Linked DNA regions of Mus musculus: region 1 is linked to region 2. A link is a loop called in an ENCODE intact Hi-C map of the cell type or tissue named here. Cell type or tissue: heart. All regions are shown on one strand. Links, peaks and the distances in the headings refer to the core of each region. The heading gives the core; the rest is flanking DNA.

Region 1 (10,924 bases), core at 1,227-9,226, 85 kb before region 2:
GAAGTCCTCATTGACATAGGTAAAGCTATTGCCTGGGACAGCCTTCCTCGGTGGCACAGCCGGGCAGAGCGGTTCCTGTGCCTCGTAGCCACCCGGTAGCAGCCCATCCTGCTGGCGGAAGAAGGTGGGCCCAGGGACACCATGATGTCGTTGAGGAGCAGGTCCCCCGGGGCAGGGCCGGCCTGAGATAAGACTGCTCACGCTGCCCATTGCTGGAGTTTTGGGGGCAGTGGCTGTCTCACGTGCGGGCTCCAGAGGCACTGGCAGAGTGTGCACAATGGCCATGGTGGCAGAGGCTCAGGTCTGGCCAGGGGCCTCCGGGGCAACCTGTGAGCAGGGCATTGGTGTCAGAGTCCCTGCACCTTGAGGATCCTCCCCCTATAAGCCTTCTCCTGACCCCCTCCTCCAGATAGAACATTCCCCATTTAGGAAAAAGGCTTCCCTTCCAAGAACTGGCATGAACCTCGAGTTCCTCTGGGCCTCAACTCTAGTCTGGAACAAGGCTAAGGAATAACTTGACCACACAGAGAGGAAGGAATGGGAGATCTAAACATTTATACAGGGTTCCTTGGCAGAGAAGACCTAGTTTAAGCCCCAACCTGTATCCCCTATATAGCCAAAGACTCAGATTGGGCAGAGATCCCTAACTCTAGCTCCCAGTACAGGTCCCTACTCTCCTGGGACAGGTGGCCTCATTACTGGGCTGTTTGGGCAGAGGACACGTCAGGGATGCAATCAGCAACTCAGATGGTAATTAGGGAACAAAGAGTCAAAGCCAGGCGCTGTCCAGCCTCCCACCACTGGGCCTCAGTTTCTCCCAGACACTCAGGCGGCTTCGAGGGTGGAGCTGGCCAAACAGGAAACCTTACAGGTCTTAGGAATCCACAGGTGCCCTCTGGGGTCTCTCCTACCTCCCAGAGGTTGATGCAGGCTGTGCTTGTTTCCATGTCACTCTTAGCTTCTGCCATCACTCGGGACTAAGGGAGCCTACCCAGGCCCTGTCCCACTGCCAACCTTTATAAACCTTCCTGCTTTAGTTGATCTTCAGAATAACCCCTATGGAATTTGAGCAGGAGCCCATTACCACGTCTAGTAGGAGCTCAAGTAAGATGGCTGGCTCCGCCTCCCCTAGTCTTACTCCTTCCTGGAAAGAACAGCAAGCCTGCACCCAGAACGGAACTCCCGCCCAGTCCCAAGGCTGCCGATGACCAAGACTTAGGCATCTGCTGAAGTCATCACAGAGCAAAGGGGCCAAAAAGTGGACTGAGGATCCATGAGAAAGAAGAATGTGTGTGTGTGTGTATGTGTGTGTGTGTGTATGTGTGTGTGTGTGTACATTTACTTGTGGGTGTGAGTACATAGACAGGGTCATAAAAAAATGAACAGTATCTGTGAGAATATGCATGAAACTGTGCAGTCCATGTGGGTTTAGACAGATGTCAGTACGTTCATACATGTGTGTATATGTGTGTGTGTGATGTAGGGGACATGACAAAACCAAACAGGGTTGTGCTATGTACCATAGGTGGGCCTCAAACTCAGATCCTCCTGCCTCAGAGAGCTGGGATTCTAACCTTGTGCAAATATGCCGAGCTGTATGTGTGGTTTTTTTTGTTTTTGGTTTTGGTTTTGGTTTTTCGAGACAGGTTCTCTCTGTATAGCCCTGGCTATCCTGGAACTCACTCTGTAGACCAGGCTGGCCCTGAAATCAGAAATCGGCCTGCTTCTGCCTCTGCTTCTAAAGTGCTGGGATTAAAGGTGTGCGCCACCACTGCCCACTGTGAATTCTTTTTTGCTGTTTTGTTTGTTTTTTGTTTGTTTGTTTTTCCAAGACAGGGTTTCTCTGTGTAGCCCTGGCTGCCCTGGAACTTGCTCTGTAGAGCAGGCTGGCCTTGAATTCAGAGATCCACCTCTTACTGCCTTCTGAGGGCTGGAATTAAAGGCGTGTGTGTTACCACCACCAGGCTGTATGTGTGAATTCTTATGTTTTACAAAGTTATGAGTTTCGTAACTTAGAAAGCACACCACACAGTTATTAATGTGTATAAAACAAATGAATCTGTGGGCTCTGGATGTCACTATATGGCAAAAAGAGAAATGTTTGGATAGATATACCAGTTTGTGCACACATATGTGAGGTTTGTGTAAATACCACTAAATCTTCCAGTCACCTATCCTCAGTAAGCCATTCTGCTTCTTCTCCTAGCATGAAATTCTAGGGAAAATCCTCCTTTCTTTGGGTCCATTGAGTCAAGTCTCTCATAGACTGAGACACACAAATCTCTACAGGACGCCTGCAGTTCTCCTGGGACAGTTACATGGATTCCTACTGTACACAAGAAAAGTGTGTGAAAGCTCCCCAGGACCAATCTGTATAAGTGAGCGTTCTGGGAGTGCATGAGGACCTGGGTGACATTCAAAGCCACCAATGTGAATGGGGACTCCTCCTCCCTAAAACTTTTTTTTAACTTAAGAGTTTGAGGAAAGGTGAGATCACAGTGCCTGACGCCCTTGCCCCATCTTATCTTTGTATATTGTTCTCCACTAAGTGCCTCTAAGTGTTAAGACCAGAGACTCACAGGAGTCCAGCGTGAGGAAGGAGTTGCTAAGAGCTAGGGTAGGAACTGAAGTGTAGCAACTTCTCTGTAGGGTAGGTACTGAGATCGCCCCCAAAAGGTCCAGCCTAGGGATGGAGACTGCTCCACAGTATAGTGAGGAGTGAGAAGGGGCTGGCACTCCTGTCCCTACTCCAGAGGACACAGAAAGTGAGACCCAGAAGGAAGGGCAAGGGCCGGGGTAGACACTCAGAGAGACAGGAGCCAGAAGACAGAAGAGACAAAGGCCAAGAGGCTCAGACACGAGGAGCCAGAGGCAGACCCATGAGTTAGGGTCGCTGAAGCTACACAGGCAAGGACCCCTAAAGCCAGAGGAGCCACAGAGCTGAGCTCTGAGGGCCAGGCGTCAGGAAAGCCAGGCCTAGCCAGCCTGGCTCCCGCTTTTGAGGCCCAAGAGAGAAGGAGGGGCAAGCGGCTCCATTTTGAGAAATGCGTTTGTAGCTGTGGGAAAAAGAAAGCCCTGGTTCTCCCCAGCACTCCCTGACCTATCACTATGGTACACAGACCCCTGCGCCCCCACCCCAGCAAGTAAGCTGGGGGTTCTAGAGTCTGGGGCCGCGCCAGGGCCTGAGATGAGTCTGGCCCACGTCCCAACTCTCTGACCTCAGGGCTGGGGTTGGAGAGTTGGGGAAAGTCCCCCCAAACACACACACTCAAACTCCAGAGACCAGTCAAGCAGGATCCAGTCTGGGATCACGAGTTGCCATTCCGAGACTGAAAGCCCAGAGTCGTCGTGTCCCCCCACCCCCCCCCCCGCCACCCACAATAGTCCGCTCCTTCCATAAACTGGGGGCGTCTATGGAATGCCACCTCCCCACCGGACCGCATCGCTTAGAAGTTGGGGCACCCTCAGCCCTGGACCCCTCACCTCCGCCGCGCTGCTCCATGCTCAGCCCCGGGCCGCCCCAGCACTCCACAGGCGCGCCGCCCGCTCCAGCCCGCGCGCGGCCACTCGGAGCTGCCCGGCTCGGCCCCGCCTCCGCCCAGCCGGCGCCCCCGGCCCTGACCGGCCCCCGCCCGGCCCGAGTGGGCGGTGCGCACTGATGGGGGGAGGGGTCCGAGGGGCGTTCCCGCCCCGGGGAGCGGACACGCGCAAGTAACCCACGTCACGCGTGCCAGCCAGGGCGCACGCGGGGGCTGCTCGGCGGCGCTCGGGATTCCTCCCAGAGTGGCCTAGCAACTGTGTGTGTGTGTGTGTGTTGTGTGTGTGTGTGTGTGTGTGTGTGTGTGTGTGTGTGTGTGTGTGTGTGTGTGTGTGTGTGTGTTAAGTGTGGTGTGTGTGTGTGCTCGGTAGCGCTCGGGATTCCTCCCAGAGTGGCCTAGCGACTCTGTGTGTGTGTGTGTGTGTGTGTGTGTGTGTGTGTGTGTGTGTGTGTGTTAGGAGGCTCGGCCGGCTCGAGACTCATCGAGCCGGGTCACCATCGCCTATCCCTGCCGGAGCCCAAGGGCCAGCGGCAGCTGGTCATTGTTCCAGCACAAAGAGCCAAGGCGCGGCGCCAGCCCCGCCCCTCCCCCTCCGCTCCTCTAGGAGAAGCTTCCCTCCTCAGTCTCCAGCTTCCCGGTCCATGGGGAGGCCGAGGGGGTCAGCCATCCCTCTCCAGTTGCCGGCTCCTGGGCACAAGTTGAGGGACTGGCTCGGTCGCTGTCTGTCCCACCCCCAGCAGGCTGGAGGTCACACGCTTGGATTTTCCAAATCGGCGCCACCTGGTGGCCCTTTCCAGCAACTTACCAGCCCCCCCCCCCCAAGACCCCCACCAATCCCACTCCCTTTCCAGCACAGCACCCTCGGGCCGCGAGCCCAGGCTTGTCCCTGGCATGGCTCCAGCCTCCCTAGCCGAACCTCGGGGGTCATTTGCTATGAGAAGGGTCGCTGCTCAAAGGGGGTGGGAGGGATACCTGACCCCCAATAATCTCAAGAACGAACAGCTCAAACCTACACTGGCTCCGCAGCAGACATCCCAAAGTCTCTCTTGGGGTCACAAATATTTTTACCCTCTCGAAAACAACAGTCTTAACACCCACACGACCTTTCCCACATTCAGTCTCGGGCAGCCACAGTCAGTCTCATCCATCACGTGGCTCCATAGATCTTCATTCCATAATCCTTCAGGCCAACTCACAGAAGGCTTGGTGTTTCGTGCACGGGAGAGTGCACAACAGTCCTTTGCATCCAGTCACATTCTTTAAATACACTCAGCCTCCCAACCCTCTTCCACGCAATGACAGCCGGATTCAGCCACTCTGGAAACTTCTTACATCATATTCACAAACTACCCACTTTCCCTGAGGGGTCTCTGTGACCTGCTCAGGTCAGCCGACCTCACATGTTCTGGCAAGGCCATCCTCCCTTCCCCGATCCCCCCCGCCCCCCCCCCCAAGGTCTGCCAGAGCTGGGCTCAGCCCCAGGAAGAAGCACCCCCCCCCCTTCCAGGCCACAGCCTGGCCGGCTCTCAGCTCTATTTTTAGCTCCATGGAAAGGGTTGTTTTTCTTTCTTTTTCCCTGGAAAGGAAAACACAGCCTAGCCACCCTCAGGCTCACTCCAGCCCCTCAGCTTCACAAGAACATACCGAACCCCTCTCCCTAACAGAAACCCCCTCCTCTGGCCTTGCCCTGATCCCTGCCTCCTGGGGCACCGAGAACCTCCTCCCCTTTCTGGCCTCCAGCCCAGAAGCTCAGGCAGCAGCTGGGCTCAGCATGTGGCCGGGTGAGGGGTGGGGGGAATGAAGGATGGGGGCCGGAGGGGGAAGAGGCTGCAGCCCCCTCTTTCACTTTCAGAGAGGGGACTCTGATCTTTCTTCCACCTAGAGGAGACACACTCCCCTTAGGTTTAAGGATATATTTACTCTTGGTGCGTTCCCTTTGAGGAGGGGTGAGGGGAGACTCTTCTCGCTTGAGTGGGCTATTTGTGCCCAGTCCTGCAAGGGGTGGAGGTGGCGGTAGGAAGAGGACGTAAAGACAGAGCTGTATGAGACCGGGGCAGCTGTCTGGGGCCATCAAGGTCCTTTCGGATACCTTTCAAGGATACGGGTTCCAAGAACGTGCTAGTGAGCTCCAAGGCAAGGAGCCCAAGTTAGCCCCAACCCTCTCCAGGTCTCCGGGTCACCCAGGCCCCCAGGGGCGTTGAGCTCCCATTCTGGGTGAGAGGATTTATCATCATTCCAGGTGAAGTGTGGAATAAAGCTCCATACAGGGCGAAACAAACATGCTAGGACCAGCGGAGAGGTAGATGAGAGGGGTGTCCCTGCCTAGACAGGAGTTGGGGAGCACTACCCACCCGGCTGCGAAGCAATCACGTGCTCAACGCCTGTTTACGTCTTGGTCTTCACCTGCAGGCAGCCGGCTGGGAAGCAGGAACCGCCTGGTGCGACAAACCCCGCCCGCCCCCGCCGATAGTCTCAGGGCGTCCCCTTTCTCTCACTCAGCCTTGGGCAGAAAAACTCAGCGTCCAGGTCGCAGGGTGGGGTGGGGAGTCGCGCGAGCTAGTGGTACTGCCATTGGGACAGCTAGGGTACCTCGCTGTGTTTGTCCTTTCCTGAGCACACGTGTGTTCGCGTCCTAAGTGAATGCATGGGTGTGTGTGTGTGTGTGTGTGTGTGTGTGTGTGTGTGTGTGTGTCGGCGCGTGTGTGTAAGTTTTCTTACTCCTTTGCTGTTGTTTCGCCTGCGGTCCACAGAGTGCGGACCCTTTCCTCATCCCAAGACGCGTAAAGTTCTCTCCAAAGTGAGGACCTGCGGGAAGCCGGAGCTCCTGCACCCCGTCCGCCCCACCACTCACCCAGCGTCACCTGCGCCGCTGCTCCCTTTTTGGCCCGGCTCCCGCTCCAGCGTGCCTATTTCTTCGCCGTGATAGAACTCTACTTCTCCAGCCGGCTCCGGGCTCAGCGCTCCCGGCTCCCCGCTCCCGCCAGGCCAGCCCTGGAAGAGTGGGGCGGGGCGGCTGAAGCCGCGCCCCCCCCCAGAGGGGAGTGGTCTGCCCCGCACCTCCAAATAGCTAACCTAGTACCCAACCCAAAAGTAGCCTGACCCAGTACCCAGTCCAAAAGTAGCCTGGTGGTGGCCTAAGGCTGTCTCTCTGGCCTTTTGACTGCACAGCATACTGACTTTTGACCTAAGGGGAGGGCAGGCGTAACTGACGTTTTAGCTACCTGGCAGCCTTAACTAAGGCACGGTAGAGATTGCCTCTCTCCTGCTCTGTGGGGAACTCAGTCCGGTCCACTCTGCTCACAACCAGAAGAGGGAAAATCCCTAGGAAGCAGACAAAGAAGTATCGAGTTTCATAAAACACACACACACACACACACACACACACACACACACACACACACACACACACTCATTAGGGCTGGGGCTGGCTGGGGGCTGTCCTGGCAGACCTAGTACCGCCTCTTTCCCTAGAGTAGTTAGCAACCCAGGTGAGAAAGCTGCTAGTCCTGGCCCCCCATAGGGCACAGCTAGGCTTCCCTTAGATCCATAAAGTCCCACCCACAGGAGCAAACAGGAAGTTGGCCTGTATTTCAGGGACGTACCAAAGGCTCCTTTCCTCCCTGACTTACCAGGTATATTGTGGAAAGGCTTAAGTTTACAGCTCTCTGAGCCAGGCCCACTGCCTGAGTAGTTGGTTCAGGAGACCAAGGTGAGTTTGGTCTCAGACTCGCCCACATTACAGCTGTTGAAGACCTAAAGCCGCCCCCTCACGGTCACGTGAGACCCAATGTAAGTCTGAAAGCAGGGCTGCAGATCTAATCTGACCCTGCTAGGCCAGACCTTTCCAGGAGGTCTCTGGGACATGGAGTAAGTGGGACACAGGGTGACACGACTCATCCCAGGTGATTTGCTTCAAGCCACTTTGAGTATGTGGATAGAAAGTGCCTCCTCGGAACTTTATATTAAAGATATAGGAATGACCTTACCTGGCTTCCGGGCTCCAATGGCTACTGAGCATATTTTGTGCTAGAGCTTGCTGTGGGGAGTTTAGGGCAGGTACGAAGAGGAATGTGTTTGTGTAGGGGGTGTGTTAGCTAGCCTTCCTCCTCCTCCTCTTCCTCATTCTGGTTTGTGAAGTGTGGGGGTGTGCGCCAGCCAGGAGGGTGGAGCTGTCTCTCTCTCTCTCTGCTGATTTACAGCCCTCACAAACTCCAAAGGAGAAACTACAGGATTGTCTGAGGACACGCCAGGCATTTTAGGGAGAGTAGAATACAGAATCCATACTCTGATAGGTAGGAGTGATCTCTCTCTCTGTACATCTGGAAGGCATGGCTGACTTAAATATTTCAGACCCTGGTTGAGGCCTAGAGCAGCCAACTGCTGGTAATGATTACTGCAGGATTAGAGAGGCCTGGCTCCAGCCAGTCTGGGAGAGACCCCCAAGAAGGCAGGCCCTGGAGGAGCTACCCCCACCCCTAGGTTCTTCCCCACCACCAACAGCTTTGCAAGCAATTGTTTCAGGTCTTTGTGGCTAGAGTTCTCAGAAACCCTGGACTCTACCATCCGGTTCTAAAAGCTTCCTCTTGGGTTGATTTGAAAAGGTTGCTCTTCCTCTAGGGAGTAAAAAAACCACCCCTCTACCTAGAGCAGAGGCTTGCTAATACCCCCAATCTTGAAATCGCTACTTCAGGGCATCACACCAATCGAAATGAAAAGGTCATTTAGCAATATGCCTGGCAGTCTGTGAATCATTTCTTCTAAAACCTTCTGTAGCGCCTGGTAAACTGAGGTATCCAGACCCCATGTCAAACTCCAAATCTCAGAGGATGTAAAGGCAGGGGAGAGAGACTGCCCTAAGCTCAGAGTTTTTAACAAATTCCCAGCTCGAGCACATGTTAAGGAGAGATGAGAGGACTCCAGAGGGAATGAATGAGGGTAAGGGGAAAGAGATAATGAGCTATTTTTGAGGTAAAGTTTTGAGTAGCCCAGTCTGGCCTAGACTTAGGATACTTGGAACTCCTGATCTTCTGCCCTCTACCTCCCAGGTGTTGGAATTAAAAGCATTCACCACCACGCCCAGCTAGGGCTGACTCTTGAGTCTACACTGAGATATGTGAATGGTTCACCTCACAGGTGAAGAGCGACAGCTGGTCAGGCAAGGCCTGGGTATGTGACCCACACCTGTCAGGAATTTTATGGGGTCCTCAACACAGCACCCTGTTTCCCCTATTCCAAGGACGGTGTATCTCTAGGGGGTGAGATGTGAAGGCCCTGTACTGCTCCCTGCTATTTGGGAGCTTCCGGCTCAGAGGTTGAAGTGGGGAAAAGGACCCATTTACTCCCAAGTCAGAGAAGAAATCCAATTAGTGTGGGGAGACACCTGGTGGACAAGTAAGAAAAAACGCACAGAAACAAAGGCAATAGAAATGTTTCATTCAAACTGGAAAAGGCTCTACAAAAGAGTCCTAGCTCCAGCTGTCAGAGGCAGCAGTGAAATCGGCACCCACGGGGCAGGCACTGCAGGCTTACAGCTTCTTTCCATGGTCCAGTGGGAAGCAGCTTCCATCTTTGAAGCCCTAAGAGTACAGGATCAGCACCTCAGATCAATTCTTCTGCCTGGCTCTACAAAGCAGAGCAGAGAGGCTCGGTGCCTACCGCATCAGCCTTCGGCTCTGGAGCTTCAGCAAACCTCCTGTTTCACGGCAGCTTCAGGGGCCTGGCCTCTTCATCTGCCTTGCTCATTCCCACCTGAGGGTCTGGCGTGTTTCCATCTGGATCCCTTTCTGCAGAGGTTCACAGGCCCATGTCTAGTTCTCCCATGCACTCTGTTCAGACACCTTTTCAGACTGACTAATCAAAACAAGCTGACGAGGCAGGCGGATTTCTGAGTTCGAGGCCAGCCTGGTCTACAAAGTGAGTTCCAAGACAGCCAGGGCTATACAGAGAAGAAACCCTATCTGGAAAAACAAAAAACAAAAACCCAAAACGAGCTGAGTCTAGCATCCTTCCCTTTGCTTCGTTCCTTTCACCAAAACGCTGGTTCTTTGGAAACAGCCTTTGTCTTTCCAGTGCTATACAGAAAACCTATGGGGAAAAAACAAACACAAACCAGCATACAGGAGATTCCCCAGTAGCTGCTCAATTAAAAATTTTCACCATGGAGTCCAGCCCTGGGCTGGGAAGGGTTCTGTAGCTCAGGACTATATGGAAGAGCCCCAGCAGAAGGCCTGCTCCACCAGGCTCATTTCAGCGAGCAGCAGTGCACTGCTTTCACCCTGAGGACTTGGAGGTATCTGGCTGGGCGGGGCTGGGGTCCTGGCCTAAGCAAATCTCAGGGTTCTGGTGCGCAGCCCCTTTTTTGCCAGAAGAGGATTTTTTGGCCACTAGTCCATTGTCGTCCTTGATCTTCTTGAGTCGGGCTTTGCTCTTGGGTGGGATGGAGAAGGTAAGGGAATTCTTGTTGAACTCCAGTGGGAAGACACCTACGTCTCCATCAAAGCGATTCTTGGACACCTGCAGATACCGTTTCCCAGGCCCAGTCACCAGTTTCCTATCCTGTAAGATCAGAACATTGTCTGCTTCTTGGCTTGCCTAAAGGAGAGGGGGCAGGAGAAAAAAAAGACATGAGTGAAAGGCTGAGGGTGCAGGAAGGAGTGGAAAGAGTGGGAAAAATGAGGGGCTCAAGAGATGGCCCAGCAGTTAAGAGTACTGGCTGCTCTTTCAGAGGACCTACGTTCAATTCCCAGCACCTCCATGGTAGCTTACAAATGTCTGTAACTCCAGTCCCAGGGAATTCAATGCTTTCTTCTGGCCTTTGTGGATACCAATATGCATGGTGGTGCACAGACATACATGCAGGTAAAACACCCATACACATTAAATACATTTTATTTTTAAAAAAGGAAACAGTACCCCCTTGTCACCAAGCTCTTTAAACATCTAATCATATCAGATGCTGGAGCTGCTGAGTCTCCCAGCTGTAACTAACTCGCCCGTCTCAGACTCTGTGCTGTGGCTCCTGCTTTCCATGCCTCTCCTCATGGTGGTCCGTCTTACCTGCCCACCTTACTCTCACTATTCATGTGTCACTTCCGTAGGGCCTCCTTTGACCCCCTACGGTGCCTTCTGCATTACTCTAGTTCCATGTTTGTTTCAGAGTAATACAGTTTTTGCAACTCAGCCTCCACTCTGCTTGCCTAGCTGAGACCTTGCATGGAAAAAGAATTGAGCAGACCGCTGGAGACCTCAGGACAGGGCTGGCCCTGTGGCTCAGAGGCCTCCCCATGTGTTTGATAACCTGACACTTACTGTCTGGAATGTTAGCATGACTTTGGTTGGGAAGTCTCCCCGAGGTCACAGGATGACTCACTGTCCACTCCTCAAGA
Region 2 (10,924 bases), core at 2,001-10,000:
GCTTTTTGTTTTTGAGACAGGAGTAGGCTATGTAGGCCAGGATAGTCTCTAACTCATAATCCTTTACCTTAGCCTCTTAAGTATTATAAGTATGTACTTTGTTTATATCTGACGTTATTTGTTCTTTATGTAGATACAATTTAAAATTAATAACTTGACGTTCTAGGGAAGAAGAAAAGCTTTAATGCTAGTCTGATTCTGAATTCTGAAAAGAAAAATGTGATAGGTAGGACTAAAATATATGTATAGTTTTCTAAGTCATCAGGCATGTTTCTAAGACCCATACCTAATCAATGATCTAAGATTTATATATGAGGCTGGAGAGTTCATCGGTTAAGAGTTACTGTGCTCTTGTAGAACTTGAGACTGATTCTTAGCACACACACGGCACAGCTCACAACCACCTGTAACCCTAATCCAGGGGATCTGGCAGTTTCTTTTGGCCTCCACATATACGTTCAAATAAAGCAAATAAATCGAAGATTTACATATAATCTGAAACAGTGGCTCTTCAACTTTCAGAGGGCAGATATCTGGAGGCTTTTAACTGAAGACTGCTGTGCTCTGACTCCACTGTTTCTTACTGGGATAGAGAGTGCATTTAGACAAATTTCCAAGGGCCATTGCTGCTACTGCTCTGAGGACATTTTGAGAAGCACTAGTCTAAGTTGTTTCCTACTCTTCTGTATTTGCCATTCCTTAAGCACCTCCCTTTGGCAAATCTTTAAAAAAAATTACAATATCTGCCTGAAAGAATGTTTCATTCTAATGTTTCATCAGAAAACATCTTTGTGGGACTGGAGAGATAGCTCAGAGGACCTGGGTTCAATTTCCAGCACCCACATGGCATTTACAATCTGTAATTCCAGTTCCAGGGTATCTGACACCCGCCAACAGACATACATGCAGGCAAAACACCAATGCATATAAAAAATGAAGAGGGAGCTGGGCATGGTGGCGCCTGCCTTTAATCCCAGCACTCGGGAGGCAGAGGCAGGCCGATTTCTGAGTTCGAGGCCAGCCTGGTCTACAAAGTGAGTTCCAGGACAGCCAGGGCTATATAGAGAAACCCTGTCCTGGGGGGGGGGGGGGAGGGGGAGAAGAGGAACCATTAAAAAAAAATGTTAAGGAGCTGGCTCAATGGGTAAGAGCACTAGCTGCTCTTCTGAAGGTCCTGAGTTCAAATCCCAGCAACGACATGGTGGCTCACAACCACCTGTAATGAGATCTGACGCCCTCTTCTGGTGTGTCTGAAGTCAGCTACAGTGAACTTATGTATAATAATAAATGAAGCTTTGGGCTGGAACAAGCAGGGACTGAGCAAGCTGAGTTGACCAGAGCGAGCAGAAGGTCCTAAAATTCAATCCCCAACAACCACATCAGCTACAGTGTACTCACATACATAGAATCAATTAAAAAAAAAAAAGTTAAAAAAAAAAAACAAACAAACGTTGATCCTGGTCTGTAAAAATTAGGGTTAAGAATGAATTTAGCTGGCCGTGGTGGTGCAAGGCTTTAATCTCAGCACTCAGGAGCAGAGGCAAGTGGAGCTCTGAGAATTTAAAGCCAGTCTGGTCCATGAAGGGAGATCCAGGAAAACAAGGGCTACACAGAGAAACCCTATCTTGAAAAAAACCAAAATAAATAAAATAAACATATAGAATTCAATGAAGAGTAGAGATAACCTAATGAAACCAGCATCAGCCCAAGTTGTGCACCTCTATTTCCTTAACTATGTTATGGGTTAATAAGTATCTGTAGACTTAGGTCTGAGCATGGTACAGCAGTAGTTACTGTACATACCAGAGTTGAGAGATTACTCTTCCCAGGTACAGCCTCAGTGTGCTTGCTATGCTCATGCCTCGGCTTACAGTTTTTCCCTACACCAGACGACTTTAAGGAAAGGTTGCTTGCTTCTGAGAAAGAATTTTCCGAGTTGATTCTCTGCTCCATTTGTTCCTTTCTCAACTTCTTCTGTTCTCGCTCTCGGCAGTAAGAAGCTAATGACAGCTGGAACCTAGCCCCCAGTGTGCTTTCTCCTGGATGGTGCCTGGACAGGCTGCTTCTGCTACTAATACTTCTGGAGCTATGCTTGAAGATGTCACCTTCTGTGGCTGTGGCCTGTTTTCTGGAGTCTTCACTGTTCTTGCCTCGATCTCTGTCATTCTTCTCCCTGTTACTTTCATGAATGAACAGTGACTTCCTTCTCTCAGGAGACTGGTGTTTTTTCTTCTGTGCCTTGATCTCTTTGGGCAATCGATAAGAGGAAGGAGCATAGATGCCAGCTCCTTTGGGTAAATATTTGCTTAGAGACATACAAGGCCGCCGTGACTCATGGACACCACGATCTTTGTGGTGCTCCTTCCCACCTTTCATGAAAGCCTCTAAAATAGGACTTTCTTCTGATGACATCCTCTTAGGTTTAAGTTTTTTTGGTGAAGATAATTTCCTTTCAAATTGCTCTGTCCCAGTGATGGATAATCCATTTCCTCTGTATTTGATGTTTGATTTTTGAGGCGAATCCAACATATGTTTGTCTAAAACAGCCACAATTAAAACACATATAAATCACACATTATTAAAAATAAACTGATGTGTCTATTAATGTTTATATTAGCTATTAACTGTACTGAAGCTACTAAAAAATTCAATCCAATTAATATGTGGTGATAAAATATATTTTGGGGGAATGAGAGAAACTAAGAAATAGGGTTATCTTTTATGAAGTTTCATGAATCCCTTCTGCTACATCAACTAAGCTCACTATAGCTTTTTTTGTGAGCTTTTTACTAGAGAACACAAATAATATAAGCACTATAAGCTGGAATTTTTTTAATGTTAAGAATGTAGAGGGCTGTTGAGATGGCTCAGCAGGTAAGAACACTGACTGCTCTTCTGAAGGTCCTGAGTTCAAATCCCAGCAACCACATGGTGGCTCACAACCATCCGTAATGAGATCTGATGCCCTCTTCTGGTGCATCTGAAGACAGCTACGGTGTACTTATGTAGAATAATAAATAAATCTTTGAGCCAAAGCGAGCAGGGACTGAGCAGGTGGGGTTGACTGGAGTGGGAGTGAACAGAGGTCCTAAATTCAATTCCCAACAATCAGATGAAGGCTCACAACCATATGTACAGCTATAGTGTGTACTCATATACATAAAGTAAATCTTAAAAAAAAAAAGACTATAGAAGAGATGGTTTACTGTTGAGCACATTTTCATTATAACAAACATTTCTTAATCCTGAACAGTATAATCAAAAGTCTGGAGGCTCTCTAAGACAACCCATCAAAAATACATTACCATGCATACCTTGTTTTGCAGCTGGCTTGAAGAAATCTATGATTGACTGTTTCCTGAAAATAAAAGCACAGCTAATATGACATCACAACACCAAATATTCAAACCTCAATACTTTAGATCAAGTCGTGAGTGTTAGATATATAATACGGGCTGAATTCCACTTTCTTATTTAACTAATCAAGTACTGAAAATGTCAATCATAGTTTGCTAAGCCACAAGGGAAAATTTAAAAAAATATATAGCCATTTTTTTGCTAAGTTTATAAACACAATTGAGACTTAAACAGAAACCTGATAAATACTAGAGATCACAGACCTGTCTAACAGAGACTTGCAACATGAGCAGAACAGCAGATGGGAAAGAGAACAATTGGGTTGATCTGAAAAGGAACATGCAAGGCAAAGGTAGAGAGGATCAGCCGTGACTCTTACACTGATCTCTTATGTTTTATAAGATCCTAAACTAACAGCAAAAGCTAGGATGAGCCACAACTTGTGTTTCAAACTTTCTTCTTAAAGATCTAAGATTCCTTAAGATTAGCCAGGAGCAGTAGCACACACCTTTTAATTCCAGTACTCAGGAGACAAGGCAGATGTATCTATGTAAATGTGAGACCAGTCTGGTCTATGGAGTGAATTCTAGGCCTGGTAAGGGCTACACAATGAGACCTTTTCTTGAAAAGCAAATCAAACAAAACAAAATAAAACAGAACAAAAAAGCAAAGATTCAAGGGGCGAAGAGATGGCTCAGTGGTTAAGAACATGTGTTGCTCTTGCAAAGAAGCCAGGGCTCCCCACACCCAGATGGCTATTCACAAATGACTAACTCCAGTTCCAGGGGTATGTGATGCCATCTTCTGGTCTCCTAGCACCAGGCACACACATGGTGCAAATATACATGCAGCCAAAACCACTCATTCACATAAAAAATAAGTAAAATACTTAAAACAAAACAAAACTTAAGATACTTTTACAAAAGCATCATACTACCTAAGTAAAATAAAAAGGAAATTGGACAGTTAACAAGTAAAAAAAAAAATCAAACAGCTTTAATAATATGTACGGGTTACTACACACTAACATGGGCATACAATTATTTCCTGAACCTATACTCTGATCTGTTCATGCATGTTTGAAAGAGAGCCAACAAGCAGTATCCCTGAACATTCCTCCACTGAGCCAGTACTCAAGACGGCAGCCTGAGCAATCCAAACCCAAGGCTGATCTCCTTCTCTAGTGTACATTTTACTGGTAGCATTAGAAGAGCAGTGACCATCTTTCCTGGTTTACCTAGACTCCACCAGTATGTTGAGAGAACCTAAATGATGAGTGACAGGTTATGGGAGAATACATGCATTTGTTTACAGAAAGTCAATTACATTAGGTAAATTAACTCTACCACTGAGTAAAGGAAGAAATACTAGTGAAGACACATGATGTGCCTATTTCTGGCAGTGGAGAGGTGCAAAAGAACCCAGAAGCAGCAAATTAAAACCAAGATATACTTATATTTTTACTAAAAATTAACATCATACCCTTCCCCTAAAGTATTAAATCTAATACTACTCTCCAATACACCTGAATGGAAAAATGACTTTTGGTAAACCATGAAACTATAAACGAACTCTGTAGAGGTAAAATAATTGTTTCCTAAGTTCAAGCACACAGAAATATCCATTACTTATGTATAACTGGTTAAAAAAAATTATGACAGTTTTACAAGCCTTTAATCTGAAAGTGCTGGAACCAAACGTGTTAGAATTCTCAATTTATTGGATTTTGGAGGGGAAATAACTTGAATGTATTATGTGCAGCCCCCAGCAGGATCTGGCGCTGCAACCTGTAGCCAAAATATTACTATTTCTCCAGCAAAGCTTATCAACACTCACACTCAGTACCACCCACAAACCTTATATTAGCTCTGATCAACCTGGCTTGGCTGCCAAGGCGGCTGTGGTAGGAAGCAATGAAAATAGTTGTTTTTCACAGCCTTCTGTCCTTCAGAATTAAGATAAAGGATTGTGAATCTGTGCTACAATATTAAAGCATAAACTTAAAACGTCTGTTACCAATTCTTAAAAAAAAAAAAAAAAAGACAGTACCAAGTTCGTAGATAATTTGAATGTTTTATTGTCAGAGGATGTCATATGATGAAATTCTCCATCATTACATAGCTCCCAGAAAATCCTTACCATATAAAAAAAGAAAGGAAGAAAAAGGAAATAGAAAAAGAAAGGTCTGTTGGTGAGGGAGAAAGTCACTCAAAGAGAAAACAGGCGCATTCCAAAAATGTTTTTAGTATGAATGGTCGTGTACACTGTACTATTAAGTAATTCGTGGGTTTTCCTTATCACATCTTACATAATTAAACTCAAGAAACCACCAGGATCAGAACGATCTAAATAGAGGCTTCGAGAAGGGAGGGCCCCAGGGCAAGCGCTCGAAAAGGAGAAAAACAACCTTCTACCTAAAGCGGGCTCTCCGCAGCCATCTAGGCTGGTGGTCACTAGACCAAAAGCAACACCTCAACTACAGAAAAGGAGACTTCAACTCCCAGAAGCCCCCGCGCGGAGGCGGGGCGAGGGCTTGCAGGCCCCAGAACATCAAGGCCTGAGCTCGCTGAGGATGGCGGGAACTGAAGAGCAGCCGTCCGTAGTCCTCCCCTATACCCGTGCCCCCGCGACCCGGCCCCTTCTCAAGCCCTCTGCACTGTACCTGTCCCCAGGACTCTCTGTTCTTTTTCCCGCTGCAGCAGGGGCGGTACTACCGGGTCTCAGATGGCAGCGCGGGGGCGACGACCCCGGGGCTGGGGATGAGGGGAAACCTGGCCTAGCGGGCATGCAGCGCCTTGTCATGTCGGCGCCGCTGGCGACGGCGGCATGAGCTGTGGCTGGAGAAGCTGGGTGCGTGGTTGCCGTCTTGCTGCTGGGACTCGGGGAGGCTGTCGGTGCAGAGGTGGGCGGCACCCCCTACTCTCTTCATGGCGGTTCTCTCTTCGGAAGTGACTCCGGTGTGAGCGGGAAGGAACCTGAGGACCATCAGGGGGCGGGCCTTTCTTGAGGTGCCGCGTCGCGATTGGCTGACCTGAGGGTCACTCTGGTGGTAGCGCAATAGAAAGCCTCCGCCTGCCGGGAGAGGGCGGGTTTTTTGGAAGGGGGAGGGGAGATTGAAAACTGCCCTCCCCGGGCCCGTCACGTGCGCCTGGGGCGCGCGCCTCCTCGTCGGGGCCGCGGCGGCCTTGGCCGGTGCGTGGGAGTGGGAAAGAAGAGGCAGTGGCGGGTGTTACGACAGCTGGCGACAGCCGCCTGATCGAGGGCTAGGGGTGAGATTTGCAGAAGTAAAACCGAGCCTGCAGCTGTCTGTAGTGAAGATGGCCAACATTTGTGACGATTGTGCTACAGCTGCCCTAATATTTCATAGTCACTTTGGCATCTTAGGCCAAAATGCTGTCACCATTTCCTTTCTGTTCCTTCTCTTATAATGTGATTTGACCGTTCTGTGAGGGATCTTCTATACTGTGATATAGTTGTTCCGTTTTTTTGTTTTGTTTTGTTTTGTTTTGTAAGGGAGGGGGCGGGGGAGCACTCAGTCATTGAATTAGACATTTTTATTCTGTCAAAGCGTTTTGTCTCTAATGGGTTTCCCCATGAAGTCGCAGCACATAGACTTCTTTTCCTTATCAGTAAAGGACTTGTGCTTTGAAGAGGCTGTTAGGTTGGATTTCTTTAAGTTTTTATTTATGTATATGGTGCTCAATTTGCATGTATGCCTGAATGACAATAGAGCATGAGGTTGTGAGCCACCTTAGGGTTGGTGGAATTGAACTCAGGACCTCTGGAAGTAGCAACTAGTACTCTTAACCACTGAGCTATCTCTCCAGCTGGGTTTTTTTGCAGACCGAGGAACTGGTCAGAGTAATTTAAAACTTCACTTCCCATGTGTATAGAATGGGTATAGTTACTCACTTCTCTGGGTAATTTCCCTTGTCCCCCCCACTTCCCCCCCCCCCCCCCACACACACAGGGTTTCTCTGTATAGCCCTGGCTGTCCTGGAACTGACTGTAGACCAGGCTGGCCTTGAACTCAGAAAAATGGCCGGTCTCTGCCTCCCAAATGCTGGGATTAAAGGCGTGGGCCACCACTGCCCATCTTCTCTGGGTAATTTTAAGTAATAAAACCCAGCAATGTAAACAGGTTTAGATTCTCTCGTGTAATTGGTACAAATACAAGATTCTCTTTCCTTTGGGCTTCAGATTTCCTGCAGTACCCGGCCAGTTTTTTTTTTTTTTTTAGGGAAGGCTTGTAATCCTATTGTAATCCTAGTACTTGGGAGACGGAGGTGGAGGGTCAAGAGAGAAGGCCGCGGCTGTGCTGATAGTTCATGGTATAAAGGAACTTGCTTTCATGACCCAGGACCACATGGCAGAAGGAGAGAACTGATTCAGTGCGGTGAGCTATCCTATGACGTCTGTCAGCGTATACACACACGAAATGAATGCAATAAAAGATATCTTTTTAAAGAGAGAAAGAAATAGACATTGAGTCCAGCCTTGACTATGTAGCAAGATCCTGTCTCAAAGGAACTAAAAAAAAAAAAAAAGAAAAGAAAACAAATCCTATCAATCTCAAAAATGTCCAGGCTCTAACTGAGAGGAATGTTCCCTCACTTGGCTGGAGCAAATTCCTAAATGACACACACAAAAAAATTGAACAGGTCTTCCAAATTTATTGTACTGAGATTGAATTGCTTCTGTTGCTAAGCACACTAGACTGACCTGAAATTCACCCCTTTTCTCTTTCCTGGTATCCCTCAAGAGGAAGAATTAACGAGAATAAAGTGACCAATAGGCTGGCAGGTAGGAGGTAAAGAGGAACCACGGGTCTCTCCAGAACTCGCAGCTGTATACCAGGTAGTAACAATGTGAGAGAAGAAACACTCAAACCCAGGGCAGCTTGCAACTGAGAATTCACTACACTGCTTTTAGTCCTTACATTTGAAAAGAACACAGTAAGTGACAAAACTATGTTGAATATGTTTATGCCTTTTAGTGCAGATTATTTCCTGGCCCTTCGATGACTTTGTGCTGGCTATTTCTACACTAGGAACTCCCAAACAGTCCTAGCCACAAAACTTTTAATCTGATTTGTTCCATTCCACACTCAGCGCATAAAAAGAATAAAGAAAGCATAAGAACATGGTCTGCATGATCAATTAGTCACTCTTCTTGAATTATAGTATCTGAGTCTCCCGCCTCTCAAGTGTCACTTTTAGGTCTCTGCTCCTGCTGCCAAACAATAGTTTTCACATTTTCTTAATCTGATCAGCAGATTACAGAGTTAAGTGAGGCAAGAAATCCCTTGATCAATAAACGGAGATGGAGTCATAATGAAAGCACGATTTAAAAAAAAAAAAATCTCTTCTTAACTGGGAGGTAGTTGCCCAAATCCTCAATATCCATCAAGGCTTCTCTTTGTTTGAGCTGCACGGGGAGAACATATAGATTTGAGTTGCCGGCTGAGCTGCACTGAACATAGAGATGGCTGGAGCCTCAGACTCCCCTTTCCTTCAAAGAGAGTTGAACCCCTGCTTTGTGTTTAGACTCAGGTTTTCACTTTAAGTGTGTACGTATACACTACGCACAAACACTTATACTCTAACCTATAGTCAGTATCTCTTTGAGGCACTGGGGCTGGAATTCTGGGTCTCATGCATGCATGTGAGGCAAGCACATGCTCCTAAGCTATTCCTGGCTTCGTGGGAGCTTGTCAGTTTTGGCTTTCTTCCTCCTTTACTTCTTATCGGACTGGAAATAGGTGGCCAGGAAACCGTAAAAGCTGCCAGAAGAGCTCCTGTGCACTCTCATGGGGTGAGAAGACAGGAGAGAAAAGCCGAGGTACTGCTAGGGGACATGATGATAAACAGTGTCCTGGAGTCTAGGTGAGAGAGCGAAAGCAAATCCCCAGGCAGCGCTGGAAGAAGAAGCTGGGGAAAGGAAGACTTGTCTGTAAAAGGCTGCTTTGGTGAGATTTCTGAGCAACGGAAAGGAAGCCAAGTCCTGGGACCTGGAGTGGCTTTTTAAAAATTACTTACTTTATATGTGTGGGTATTCTGTCTGTGCGTTCACTTGCAAGGCTGGTGCTTATAGAGGCAAGAAGGCAGCACTGGATCCCCTAGAACTGGAGTTAGCGACAGTTGTGAGCTACCTTGTGGGTTCTGGGAATTGAACTCTGAAAGAGCAGCTAGTACTCTGAACCAAATCGCTAGCCCCGCCCACCCAGGGGCTTCTTCTGTACAGAAAGTATTTTGAGCTACAATTCAGCCCACTGTACCTGCATTACAGGAAGCCAGCAGGCTCTGATATTGATGAGAGGGAATGAACGGGAGAGATACCAAGGGCAACACTGTTGCGTGAACAATGGAACAACTCCTTAGGACAGGCAGGCTCAGGGTGGGAGTCCTGAGAGGATGCCTGAGACCTCCAACAGGGCAAGATCTCTCATAGTACCTCAGACTCAGGCATTAAGAGACTAGAGACTATTGGGACATAACAAAGACTTGCTAAAAAGCTGAAAACCTGGGACACAACTTCTGGCTTTTACAAGAAAGGCATGTTTTTGTGTTGAGATTGCTATACTTCGAAATTAACTCCAAGACTCTCAGAGGGTACTCAAGGGCAGGCCAAGAGACAAAGGCCCATGTGCTGGGGAATGGATGGGGGTAGGAATGTGTGGAGGGTGGTCTGAGAGGTGGGATAAGGAACAGACTCACAGAAACAGGAAATAATTAACTTGAAAGCCTGACAGAGAAAAAACAGACCACAGAAGGGAAGGTGAGCTCACCATGGCTCAAGTCTCAGTCAAAAAGAGAGAGAGAAAGAAAGAAAGAGGGAGAGAGAGAGAGAGAGAGAGAGAGAGAGAGAGAGAGAGAGAGAGAAAGAAAGAAAGAAAGAAAGAAAGAGAGAGAGAAAGAAAGGAAGAAAGAGAGAGAGAAAGGAAGAAAGAGAGAAAGACAGAAAGGAAGGAAGGAAGAAAGGGAAAAACCACCTTTGTAAACAGATGTTGAACTCAGCAGGGCTGAGCAAACGTGTTGGAAAAGCACCAGTTTAGCTTCAGGGGCTACCTGGGAGATGCCAAATTTAATATAATGCCAAGCAATGCAAACTTCCTAGGAACTGAGTAGCAAAACCGCAAAACCTGAAGCCAAGGACCCCTACGTCATCTTACTCCACCGTGGAATGTTTCAAAACCCAGATATTAGAAGCAGGCTTGTAATTTTCGACATAGCTAACAGTTTCTGCCATTGTTAAATTCACTAGATAGATCATCTCCTCAATCCTTCCGCCTCTACCTCTTAAGAACCAGGATTGTGAGTCATCACAGCTATTCTGGCTTTAACATGTAACTACACAGCACACGTATGCACACACGCACACACTTTCTATGGGCTTTTTCCCCTTTGTAATATATATACCTATGTTTGTGTGTATGCATATAGGAAGGAGGAGTAGAGTTCAGATTTCTACAGTGCTAGTCTATTTGTCCATCTAAAAACGTAAAACAAAGTCGGGGGAATAATTGGTTTTAGAGATGCCAGCCTGCAGGCAGGCATTTCTCACGCAT

The links. A loop is a pair of places that touch in the nucleus more often than their neighbours do. Peaks named below come from ENCODE experiments on the same cell type or tissue, not always from the same donor. Only the 100,000 strongest peaks of a DNase experiment are listed, where the experiment ranks them.
Region 1: a loop joins it to region 2, with 2.4 times the contacts of the local background. A loop is called at or near these places in 3 of 42 quality-filtered maps.

Annotation. Positions count from the first base shown.
Region 1 is chr19:45,010,790-45,021,713 of GRCm38, reverse strand. It overlaps Twnk (twinkle mtDNA helicase), which reads right to left. Exons shown (of 5, transcript NM_153796.4): 5 at 8,950-10,130. The coding sequence ends at 9,810. Lzts2 (leucine zipper, putative tumor suppressor 2) reads right to left here and starts at 3,579. Exons shown (of 5, transcript NM_001130526.1): 1 at 3,484-3,579; 2 at 1-327. The coding sequence starts at 285. In heart, for the core only: CTCF peaks have their summits at 4,301 (motif pointing left), 6,638 and 8,931 (motif pointing left); DNase peaks (open chromatin) are centred at 3,633, 4,083, 5,163, 6,553 and 4 weaker places; H3K4me3 peaks cover 5,583 bases; H3K27ac peaks cover 6,288 bases.
Region 2 is chr19:44,926,546-44,937,469 of GRCm38, reverse strand. It overlaps Slf2 (SMC5-SMC6 complex localization factor 2), which reads right to left and starts at 6,351. Exons shown (of 20, transcript NM_001081225.2): 1 at 6,020-6,351; 2 at 3,315-3,358; 3 at 1,804-2,537. The coding sequence starts at 6,159. In heart, for the core only: a CTCF peak has its summit at 6,422; DNase peaks (open chromatin) are centred at 5,899, 6,509 and 9,119; H3K4me3 peaks cover 3,302 bases; H3K27ac peaks cover 4,283 bases.